Linked DNA regions of Homo sapiens: region 1 is linked to region 2. Evidence: chromatin contacts called from ENCODE Hi-C or POLR2A ChIA-PET data. All regions are on one chromosome and are shown on one strand. The core of a region is the stretch at or near the end of the contact, and the rest is flanking DNA. Distances in the headings are between cores, read along the strand shown. Region 1 holds the start of ACER2 (alkaline ceramidase 2). Region 2 holds the start of DENND4C (DENN domain containing 4C).

Region 1 (5,227 bases), core at 1,080-3,579, 180 kb after region 2:
ACTGCATCCGGCCAGGAACATCTTTTTAACAGCAACTTTCAATCTTTTTAGTCTGAGGACCCCTTTACACTCTTAAAAAATATTGAGAACACCAGAGAACTTGTGGTTTATATGGTAACATCAATAGTTACCGCATTAGAAATTTAAACAGACTTTTAATACCAAAGAATCACAAGCACATATTCCATTAGCTGTCGGAGAGATAATGACATCACACATCATGTATCCTCTGGGAAGTTCCAATGTACACTGGTAAGAGAATGAAAATGAAAAGAAAGGGAGGAACCACACTTTGAGAATCTCTGGCATATAAAATAATGGTTTTTTAAAAATACCATTATATTTTGATGAATATGGATATATTTCCAAGTAAACTGTTGTTGGAAGAAGTAAAATATTGACTACAGGGAAAATTCTATTGCTGAACAGTTGGTGTAGCATTTTGAGACACAGAAATTAACTGATGTATCTTTCTTCTGTGGCTGTGGGAAACATCCACCCCAACCGCCCTTCGTTTTTGAGATGGAATCTCGCTCTGTCACCCAGGCTGGAGTGCAGTGGCGCGATCTCGGCTCACTGCAAGCTCCGCTTCCCGGGTTCACGCAATTCTCCTGCCTCAGCCTCCTGCGTAGCTGGGACTACAGGCGCCCGCCACGACGCCCGGGTAATTTTTTGTATTCTTTTTTTAAGTAGAGACGGGGTTTCACCATGTTAGCCAGGATGGTCTCCATCTCCTGACCTCGTGATCCGCCTGCCTCGGCCTCCCAAAGTGCTGGGATTACAGGCATGAGCCACCGCGCCCGGCCCTCAACCGCCTTTCTTAGGTGGCCAGCTCACTCCGGGTATCCTGTAGGTCTGGGTAAATCAACCCTAGGGGAAGGTAAGAGTGTATCTTCTACTTGGGTTCTGGAGGGCAGTGGAATTGCCCGTAAAGCAGGAGGAAGGGATAGAGGTTGGGACAAAGATGAAAGGAGGAGTGTGGTTTGGCCCCTGGGGGACAAACCTGGATTTTCTAGAGACTAGGAGAGGCGGCGGGGCTTGCAGTTTTTGTCAGTGATGGAGATCTCTGGGGACTTGCACATGGCTGTGTGGGTACTGGTGGGCAGACAAACACTTGGTGCAGAGGACACTGAAGCACCACCCAGGGTCCTGCTGGGCAGTCAGGCCCAGAGAGAGGGCAGACCCTGGGGAGTTGCTGGCCTTTAGGATACCCTGCGGGTCCGAGCAAGACGTCCTAATGACAGTCACCAATGGGCTGCTGCCCAGGGCCTCTTCTGCCGCTGTCCTGACCTAGAATCCTACAACCTTTCAAGGAAGGAGAACGGGAGCCACCACATACACACAGAGGGTGGCTTTCCTCTAGGGATCCTGGGAACCAGATTGGCTTTCATTTACAAACCGCAGAACAGTTACAGAAGCAAAAGAAGGTAGTTATGACTGGATCTGAGGACATCTTGCCTGAATTGAATTTCCAGCTCTGTCACTTGCTAATAGAAGCCCCTCACAGGGTCTCTGCTGGGCACACTAAATGAGTGATACATGGAAACTCTTCAGACAGCACCTGGCATGTGTATGTTATCTATCACCTCTTGAACCTCGATATCTTGGAGATGTCATAACTGCCACACTACATCCTCTGCAGTTTGGGATGGCTGACGTTTGACCCTTTGCCTAAGTCCCCATATCGAAGGCTAGATTAAGCCTTAACGCTGGAGCCAAGGGGAGGGAGGGCAGGAACGTACTCTAAATAGAAGTGCTCCCCCGGGGACTGGGCGGCCCAACCTGCTCCAGCAGCCGGGAAGGTCTTCCTGCCACAGTGACCGCAGCGAGTGGCGTCCGGCCTCGGAGGGACTGAGGGCACTTCTCTGGTGTAAGCACTGGCGTCCAACGCCGGACGCAGCAAAATCGCTGCAAACTCTGGGTCCAGAGAGGTCCAGGTCCTCCCGGGTTTCTTTTTATTTTAAATTTTTTTCCAGGGAGAGTTCTGGCGCTCCTTCAATCGGGGGAGGCTGCGAGTCTGAGCCAGGAGATGGGCGTGGGCAGGCGTGGGTAGCACCATCGAGGCCCTGGCCACCTGCCGGGTGCTGGGTAGTCTGGAAGAGTCTGGAGCCCGGTCTCCGCCTCCAGGCGCCCCACCCTGGACCCCTCCTCCACGCGGGTCCCGCCCCACGGTGGGCGTGGCTTCCAGGGGGAGGGGCCGGGGAGGGTCTGCGAACGAGTAACCTCCCGCAGGCGAGGCGAGGCGGGGCGGAGCGCGGGAGGCCAGTTGGGAGGCGCACATCCGGCGGTTACCCGGTGCTTCATAAAGCCGCTTTCGCCGCTGGCTGTCGCCGCGTTTTGCCTCCGCAGCAGCTCTGGGCTCTTCTCAGCTGCGCGAGCAGCTGCTCCAATGCCCCGGAGTGGCCATGGGCGCCCCGCACTGGTGGGACCAGCTGCAGGCTGGTAGCTCGGAGGTGGACTGGTGCGAGGACAACTACACCATCGTGCCTGCTATCGCCGAGTTCTACAACACGGTGCGGGGCGCGGGAGCGGGGAAGGCAGGCGGGCCAGCGGGAGGGGGCTGTTCCCGCGCCGCAGCGTCTGGAAGCTGGACGTGGGTCTCTGCGCGCATCTGGGGGCATTCTCTCCAGGGGCTGAGTCAGTCCACACCCCCTCCTCGGCGCGCTCCTTTCAGTTCTCCATCTGTCCTCCTCTCCTGTCCCCATTCCCGACAGCTGGGCTCATCTTCCTCCTGCTGTCATTTGTTTTGTGATGGTCCTATTGTCTTGTTTGGCCCCCACGCGTCCAGGAACCAGGGGTCTGTGTCAGCCCATTCTCCTTGTTTGGGTCAGCTGGGGGCGGTGAACCTGCCGGGACAAGTCTCTTCCTCCCCTGGGATCTCTGTGGCGTGACGCACTTGGGTCGCATTGTGCTTTTTTGCCCTGAATACCTGCTCTCGGAGTGCTGGGAAGAGCACGCCCCCCGCAGGTCCCCGCGGCTGGGGTCACTCCCACCAGGCAGACTTGCCCCACCCCCAAGAACATGCCTATAATGGTCGAGTTATTTTTGGTCAGAATCAAGTTAATTACTACTTGTTTTTTTTTCTTGCCTTTAGTGTCCTGTCTTGTGCAAGCCGCTAATTCAACTCCCCCAGGACTGTGCTTTCTCCAGTTCTGAAGTCTGAGGGATGAAAGGAAAGTTTGGGAGTGATAATGTGCGGGTTTTGGATTTGCCTAGGTCCCTAGATAAGGGTGAGCAGAAACTTCCCCATTGCAGAATCCTGTGTGATTTTAGTTCTTGTGGTAGGGAAGGGTTGCAGCTGGGAGAGGAAATGCCTCTTATTTTGTGTATGTCCATGGCTCAGAATCCTGGTACAGAATGTGAGACTTTGCGTGGTCATTTCTGTGGCTTATCTTTTCACCGCCCAAACAAGGGAAACAGGAACTCCTGGTTTGGGTCATTGTGAATTTGAGGTTGTTGTTTAGGACTTTTCCTTTTGGATTTGCTAGAGAGAATGTCTTCAGCAGGAGTCAGGTGCTTACTGCCTGCAGGAATCTCAGATGATCTAGTCCCTGTCCTTTTATTCATCTGATGAGAAAACTGGGCTCTTGAGGAGGGAGCTGTCATGCTCACATTTCTGGCATGGCTGGGGCCACAATCCAGAAGTCTGGGCCCTTCCTTCCCTCAGTGCTGAAATCCATGGCTGGCTTCCACACAAACACTCCTGCTCCTTTTTTTATGATTAGGTTGGTTCCTTAAGAAAACCTAAGGCTGGGCGTTGTGGCTCACACCTGTATTCCTAGCACTTTGGGAGGCCAAGGCAGGTGGATCGCTTGAATCCAGGAGTTCGAGACCAACCTGGGCAACATGGCGAAACCTCATCTCTACAAAAAAATACAAAAATTAGCTGGACATGTGGCACACACTTGTCGTCCCAGCTACTTGGGAAGCTGAGGTGGGAGGATCACCTGAGCCTGGGAGTTGAAGGCTGCAATGAACTGAGATCGCGCCACTCCACTCCAGCCTGGGCAACAGGGTCTCAAAGAAAACCTGGCCCTCTGCTGACCACAGATACTGTGAAAGACAGTGGAAGTGGCCATGACTTATGTATTGCATAACCTCCCAGAGCATGCTGTCAGGGGTAAATAGTTGCACACAGAGGATGGGCTGGAGTAGTTCTGGGTACTTTCAATAAGGAGAAACACCAGTGGTAACACAAGCTGTCCTTTTGTAAATAAAGAATATAGTGAAAGAGTAAGGATTTCACCAGAGTTCAAGAAGAAAAGACAGCTTGATGACAGGTTCTCACACACTTAGCAAGATTATTCTCTGTGCAGCCTGGGGTCTACAGAGAGGGTCAACCTTGGTTATTTTGGCCAAAAAAGCTAGTGTATGGCTTCTCTGAGTCTGTCTTGAAAAGTGTCATAGGGCTGGATGAAAGGGAGAGTTTGTCTTTACTTTTAATCTAGTCCCATTGGAGCCGTTACTCTATGTAGTGAGTGCTAAAGTCTTTTTCAGAAACTAACTGTTGATCTTCAGCTGCATTGTCTGGCTGATGAGCCCAGCTGGCCCATCTGACAAACTTTATTCCTTGGAATACTCATAAACCACAAAATTTGCTCTGGCAAAGCAGAGAGCGTAAGGTGTCAGAGAATAAGGTCATTGCCTAACTTTGTTGAGTGTAGGTCCAAAGAATTTAGCAAAAAACGTTTCTTCCCCTCTGTTGCTATTTAAAAAAATTTTTTTTTGAGATGATCATGCTCTGTTCCAGGCTTGAGTGCTGTGGTGCGATCTTGGCTCACTGCGACCTCCACCTCCAGGTTCAAGCGATCCTCCCAAAGTGCTGGGATTACAGGCGTGAGTCACCATGCCCGGCCTTCTTCCCCTGTGTTCTTACGTACTACTTATATTTTGATGCTTATCACAGGACATTCCCATGCTTATCTTACTCCTGTGTTGAGAAAGACAGTAGACTGTTATGTGGTGATAAATATCGTCTTAAATCCTCATAATAAGGCAACAGGTCTAATTACCCAGTTTATAGGAAACTCATAATCATTACCAGTTTTGAGAAAAAGTTGGAGGAATTGACAATGTTAAATCAGGAGAAGACCGGGAGAGGGATCTAGAACCTTCTTAATGGGTCTTAGGGGTAGCACATCACTACTACACCTTCAGATACTACTGTCTACCATTACTTAATTGCTATGTGTTGAAGCTCTGCTGGGTACTGTATACTCATTCTAGA
Region 2 (5,430 bases), core at 2,026-4,525:
TGAGATCTCGGCTCACTGCAATCTCTGCCTTCTGGGTTCAAGAGATTCTCCTGTCTCAGCCTCCCTAGTAGCTGAGATTACAGGCACCCACCACCATATCTGGCTAATTTTTGTATTTTTAAATAGAGACGGGGTTTTATCACATTGGTCAGGCTGGTCTCAAATTCCCGACCTCCGGTGATCCACCCACTTCAGCCTCCCAAAGTGCTGGGATTACAGGCATGAACCATGGTGCCCAGCCTTTATATTAAAATTTAAAATGAGGCCGGGTGTGGTGGCTCACACCTAGAATCCTAGCACTTTGGGTGGCCGGGAAGCAGGCGGATTGCTTGAACTCAGGAGTTTGAGACCAGCCTGGGCAACGTGGCAAAACACTGTTATCTACCCAAAAAAAAACAAAAACAAAAACAAAAAAAACAAAAAATTAGCCGGGTGTGGTTGGTTGCGCACGCCTGTAGTCCCAGCTACTTAGAAGGCTGAAGCAGGAGAAGCGCTTGAGCCTGGGAGGTGGAGGTTGCAGTGAGCCAAGACGATGCCATTGCACTCCAGCCTGTGCAATAGAGCAAGCCTCTGTCTCAAAAAATATATATATATATAAATATATATATATAAAATTTCAAATGAACTTATTTCAGTTCTGGGCCCCTAAGCATGCAGTTGGGAAGGTTGCTGAATCAAGAACTTCCAGATCTGAGAACAGTTAACTCACATGAAAAATTAGTCCCAAAACATTCAAGTTCATTCTATGAAATTTTTGGTGGAAAATGGCAGTGAAAAATCTATGGTAAATCTATAGGACGATTAAGATAGTGAGAAAAATTAAAGAAAATCCTAAGCCTTCCATTGCAAAGTGAGAAAAATCAAGTCAAGTGGAAGAGAGATACTGGCCTCATCCATTTTTCATTTCTGTGGGTGCCATAAAAAAAGAGAGAGAGAGAGAAAAAAAAAAACTCTGAATCCCTGAGAGCTAATTAAATGAATGTACCCATTAAGAAATCTTGTCTTGGTTGGGCACGGTGCCTCATATCTGTAATCCCAGAGTTTTGGGAGGCTGAGGTAATAGGATTGCTTGAGTTCAGGTGTTCAAGACTAGCCTGGGCAATATAGTGAGACTTTATATCTTCCCCTAACCCCCCCAAAAAATTAGTGGGGTGTGGGTGGGTGGTTGGCACAGGCCTACCATCTCAGCTATTCGGGAGGCTGAGGTGGCAGGAAGTTAAGGCTGCAGTGAACCCTGTTTGTGCCACTGCACTCCAGCCTGGGTGACAGAGGGGGGGATCCTGTGTCCAAAAAAAAGGAGGGGGCGAAGAAATCTTGTCTTTCCTTTTCTAGTTGGGATGAGGAAAAATTAAAAAATATATATGTAAATAAAGAAAGAAATCTCGTTTATATTGCTTTAAAACTGCTAATTAATTTAGACTTTGGGAAAGAAGGAAAAGAAGCCCACAAGCTAAATTTTGTTTCACTGTTTCTTTTCTTTTTTTTCTTTTTTTTTTTTTTTCTGAGGCAGAGTTTTGCTCTTGTTGCCCAGGCTGGAGTGCAATGGCGCAATCTCGGCTCTCTGCAACCTCCGCCTCCCAGGTTCAAGCCATTCTCCTGCCTTAGCCTCCCGAGTAGCTGGGATTACAGGCATGCACCACCACGCCCGGCTAATTTTGTATTTTTAGTAGAGACAGTGTTTCTCCATGTTGGTCAGGCTGGTCTGGAACTCTCGACCTCAGGTGATCCGCCCGCCTCAGCCTCCCAAAGTGCTGGGATTACAGACGTGAACCACCGCGTCCGGCCCACAAGCTAAATTTTGAAGTATTAGATCCTTTCTTAAACTTTTGCTCTTCGGATTGTCAATGTCAAAGATAGTTTCCAGGGGGACCAAATTGGCCCCAAACTGTTATTAAATAAGCCTTAACTTTTATTGCTGCGCATTTCTTCTGAAATCAATTCTGACTGCTTACGTGGTTAGAAAAATAGTTTCTGCTATTGAATATAAAACTCAAATTATCCATGGCTATGCAATAAACTTCAGAAATAAATGGACAGCAGTGCATTTATGACCCAGGTATAATCTCACATTTTTATGCAAAAATACAGATTAAATAAGGAGAGTGTAATTTTCAGGAAAATGATTATTTATGTGGATACTCACCAGATATGCAGAAATCTTACCAGTTCTGATTTTGACCTGCCATGGAATCTGAAGTCATTCGCCTTTTTTTCCCCCCAGAGGTAAAAAAGTTATCTCTACTTCAAACCATTTCCTTCTTCCTAAATAACTAGTAATTGCTTTTTCATTTACTATGATAACTCAAAAACGTTGTTCAAAAATATCCTGCAAAATTTGCATTATAGAGAAACGACTCTGCAGGCGTCTGTGTCGATAATGAGGCTACACTTAGGAGGCGTGAGGGTACTGACTATGCAAATGAGCGATTTCTCCATTAGGAATTCCCATCCCCAAATCTGGGCCGAAGGAGAGACACCGAGCGCGGCCAGGGACTCACATGGTGCACTGGAGCCAAGGGGTTTCGGGAAGGGCCAGCGCGCGGGTCTCTCTAGAGCCCTCTACTCATGCGTGGGAATTCCAGATTCCTTCCCTGGGAAGGAATCTTCACGTATCTCCCGGCACTGTCCTCAGTGACCTTCAGCCACTCGGCATCACTTTCCCTGTCTTTGAAAACTCCGAGAGAAGCAGCCGCCACCTGCCTCAGGCCAAGGCAATAAACCCACATCACACCGCCAGTCTGAGCCCTGCAGGAAGGGGTGCACAGCGGCCTCCAGAGCGCTTTCTCCCCAGCTCTGTTTCTGCAGGCTCGGCCGCGCGAACGCTGAGGAGGGGATCGGAGGCCCGCAAGGCTCAGACCCCGCGCCCCGCGGGGGTCGCACAGGGGTCGGGCGGGGGAGGGGAGCGGTGGCTGCAGGGCCTCGGCCCTCCCCGGGGGAGGGGCCTGAGCACCGCACCGCCCCCCTCCTCCCTGCGTCTTCTCCCTCCCACCCCCCGCCCTTTTCCACCCGCCCCCGCAGGAGGAAAGGGAGAGGGAGGGGGAAAAGAAAGTGCTGTTTTGTGGAAAGGGGCGGAAGGCGGGGGAGAAAAAGGGAACAGAAACATGGCGGTCAGGTCTTGGGACGGCTGCGCCGCGGGCAGCTCCTAGGCGACGCGCCGCCCGCACTGTCCGACGGCTCACAGCGCGGAGGCACCCGCGCGGGCCAGCGCTCCGGCCATCGCCCCTGGCTGTAGGCGGCGCCCCTCGGAGACCCTGCCCGCGAGGCGGCGCAGGCGCAGACCGGACTGAGGCGGCGGCGGCCGCTGGAGCTAGTCCCCCGCCCTGCCCTGCCGAGCGCGCCCAGTCCGCGAATCCGGTGCTTTCTTGCCCCAGGAAGAAGCCGTGTCGGGGCTGCGCTGACAGAGGAGCAGGCAGCAGGTGAGGCTGCGGCGCGGGGCCTTTGGCGGAGGAAGCCTGCGCCGTGCCCTCGCGGGGCCTGCGCTGCAAGGCTGGGAGGGCGCGGGACAGGTAGAGCCCGGAGGGCTGAGTTCCGAGTGGCTGGCCCGCGGGGGGTCGCCGAGGAGGCGGAGAGTGGCCGCGGCTGGCGTTCGTGGCCTAGTTTCTCCGCGGTTTCCGGGGGCGGGGAGTCCCCGGATCCTGCGGGATGCAGTCGGGGAAAGGCTGCCCCTGAAGAGCCTCCCCGCGTCGCCCGCCGGGCCCATGAGAATCGTTTGCGTACAAGCGCGAGGGGTCTGGGCCCGGGGGACCGCCGGGGCGACGGCCGCTTTGGTGGGGGCCGGGGTGCGGAGGGAGCAGGATCGGGGCTTCCCAGAGGGGGTCGAGGCTGAGAGAGCGGAGAGCTAGAGCCAGGGGTGGCGGGCAGTCTCGAGAGGAGTCGGGGGACTGAGAAGTGTCGGGGACAACGGGGAGGAGGGGGACCTGGGCAGGTGTCTCTGGTGAATTGAAGACATTTCCTTCTCTGTCTTACGGTGGCCGATCCTCAGGGCTTCTTTGTCGGGGATGACTTTCTAGGAGGGCAGTATCCTTTTAACTCTGGAGTGACTAAACACAAAACCAAGGAATGAAGTCCTAAGGCTGACTCCTGTAAAGAGCTGTAACTTTTTCTGTTTTAAGAATGCTGTCACGTCTTTTTTTTTTTCCTCCCCTTTTCTGCTTGATAGACCTTTTCCCTCTCGAAGACCGTCTTTTATCTGCACTAATAAGGAATTACCCAGTTTTTAAATAGTACCGCCTCCTTCTCCCCTTATGTATGTTTGTCACACGGGAAAATTTAGGGTAGTTACCGCGGGTACTTGTGCAAATTTGAGGGAAAGTGTCATTTCCAGTAGTGAACCCTCAGCTGTCTCTTTGTGCCTCCGAGATACTGTCAAGCGTTGTAGCCTGAGAAATTGACCCACTGAGCCTGCTTAATTGTGTGCAAACCCGTGTTGAGGCGTTCTTCCTAGGCCCTAATTTACGTAGGAATAGGTTTTCCCTTCCGGTCTGTGTATAATGAGAGGGGAGAACGTTAGTGCTAAGGCGCTAAGTTCTGGATAAATACTTGATTTGATGTGATAGTGTGTATTACTCTATCAGAAATGCAGAGCGTTGTATGATTTTTCTGTGTACACGCGATAAGAGCAATATTAGTTGCAAAAGGAAGTTTTCATCTTTGAACATTAAAGGTATCCTTTATTCTTGATCACTATAGCATGCAAAAAAGAAACTATATTTTCTGTCCTGTTCTTTGTATTACTGTTAAAGAGTTGGTAAACTGCCGTCTTGCTGTGAGACTGGGAAGTCGGCAATGAAGTTAGATTTGTATTCATGAACATGATCTGCCTGTCATATAGGCTTGCTTTGACTTGTTTTTTTTTTCAGTAGTGGCAAAGGGTTTTCTGCCACTCAATCCACACTTTCCTCCGCATTGGTATCTCCGTTGACCATTTTGCAAAATAGTTTATTGAGATTAGGGGTCTGATCTTTTGTATAACCTGTTGTAGTGAACTGATCATATGCGACTTGACTTTGGCCAATAGTACCTCGTGCAGTGTACAGTACTACTATTTAGACTTACTGATTTGGGTAATAGAAAAGCTATGATGTTAGAAATGTTGTCGTTGTATATTGGAGAAATTTTGAAGTTGCATATTGGAGTAATTTAGTCCTGTATGCTTTGTAAATGAGTGCATTCTATTGTCGAGAGTAAATACAGTATTTTGTAGTATAAACTTAAGCTTTTAGCTGAAGAAATTGGCAGCATAGTTGGAGTGTGGAGACTATTCTTAAAACGCAAATGTTTTAAATTACAAGGAACTGTAGTGGTGTGTAGGCTGTAACAATTCCTGGTGCCAAATTTGGGAGATTATTTGGTTGAGCTACTTTCTATAAAGAAACATATTAAGTATCTGCAATAAAAGTGGATTTGTAGCTATACACAAGGGATTTTACA

What was found. Hi-C counts contacts between places; a loop is a spot of excess contacts on that map. ChIA-PET counts read pairs that join two places held with the same protein, here RNA polymerase II (POLR2A). Pooled maps may share reads with other maps.
Region 1: a map of CD8-positive, alpha-beta T cell shows a loop between it and region 2 (13-fold over the local background). The contact joins the promoter of ACER2 here to the promoter of DENND4C in region 2. A Hi-C loop is called at or near these places in 7 of 168 maps with a recorded cell type or tissue (B cell, CD4-positive, alpha-beta memory T cell, CD8-positive, alpha-beta T cell and 3 more), 11 of 37 single-sample maps with no recorded cell type and 21 of 50 pooled maps. POLR2A ChIA-PET finds 5 or more read pairs at or near these places in 6 of 52 experiments (GM12878, H1, MCF 10A and 2 more).

What each region holds. Positions count from the first base shown.
Region 1 is chr9:19,406,680-19,411,906 of GRCh38, forward strand. ACER2 (alkaline ceramidase 2) reads left to right here and starts at 2,330. Exons shown (of 6, transcript NM_001010887.3): 1 at 2,330-2,513. The coding sequence starts at 2,406. RefSeq lists enhancers at 1,300-2,157, 2,158-3,013, 2,426-2,575 and a silencer at 2,036-2,325.
Region 2 is chr9:19,227,418-19,232,847 of GRCh38, forward strand. It overlaps DENND4C (DENN domain containing 4C), which reads left to right and starts at 3,276. Exons shown (of 33, transcript NM_001330640.2): 1 at 3,276-3,416. RefSeq lists enhancers at 2,434-2,683, 3,068-3,574, 3,575-4,080 and silencers at 2,714-3,013, 3,094-3,463, 3,684-3,823.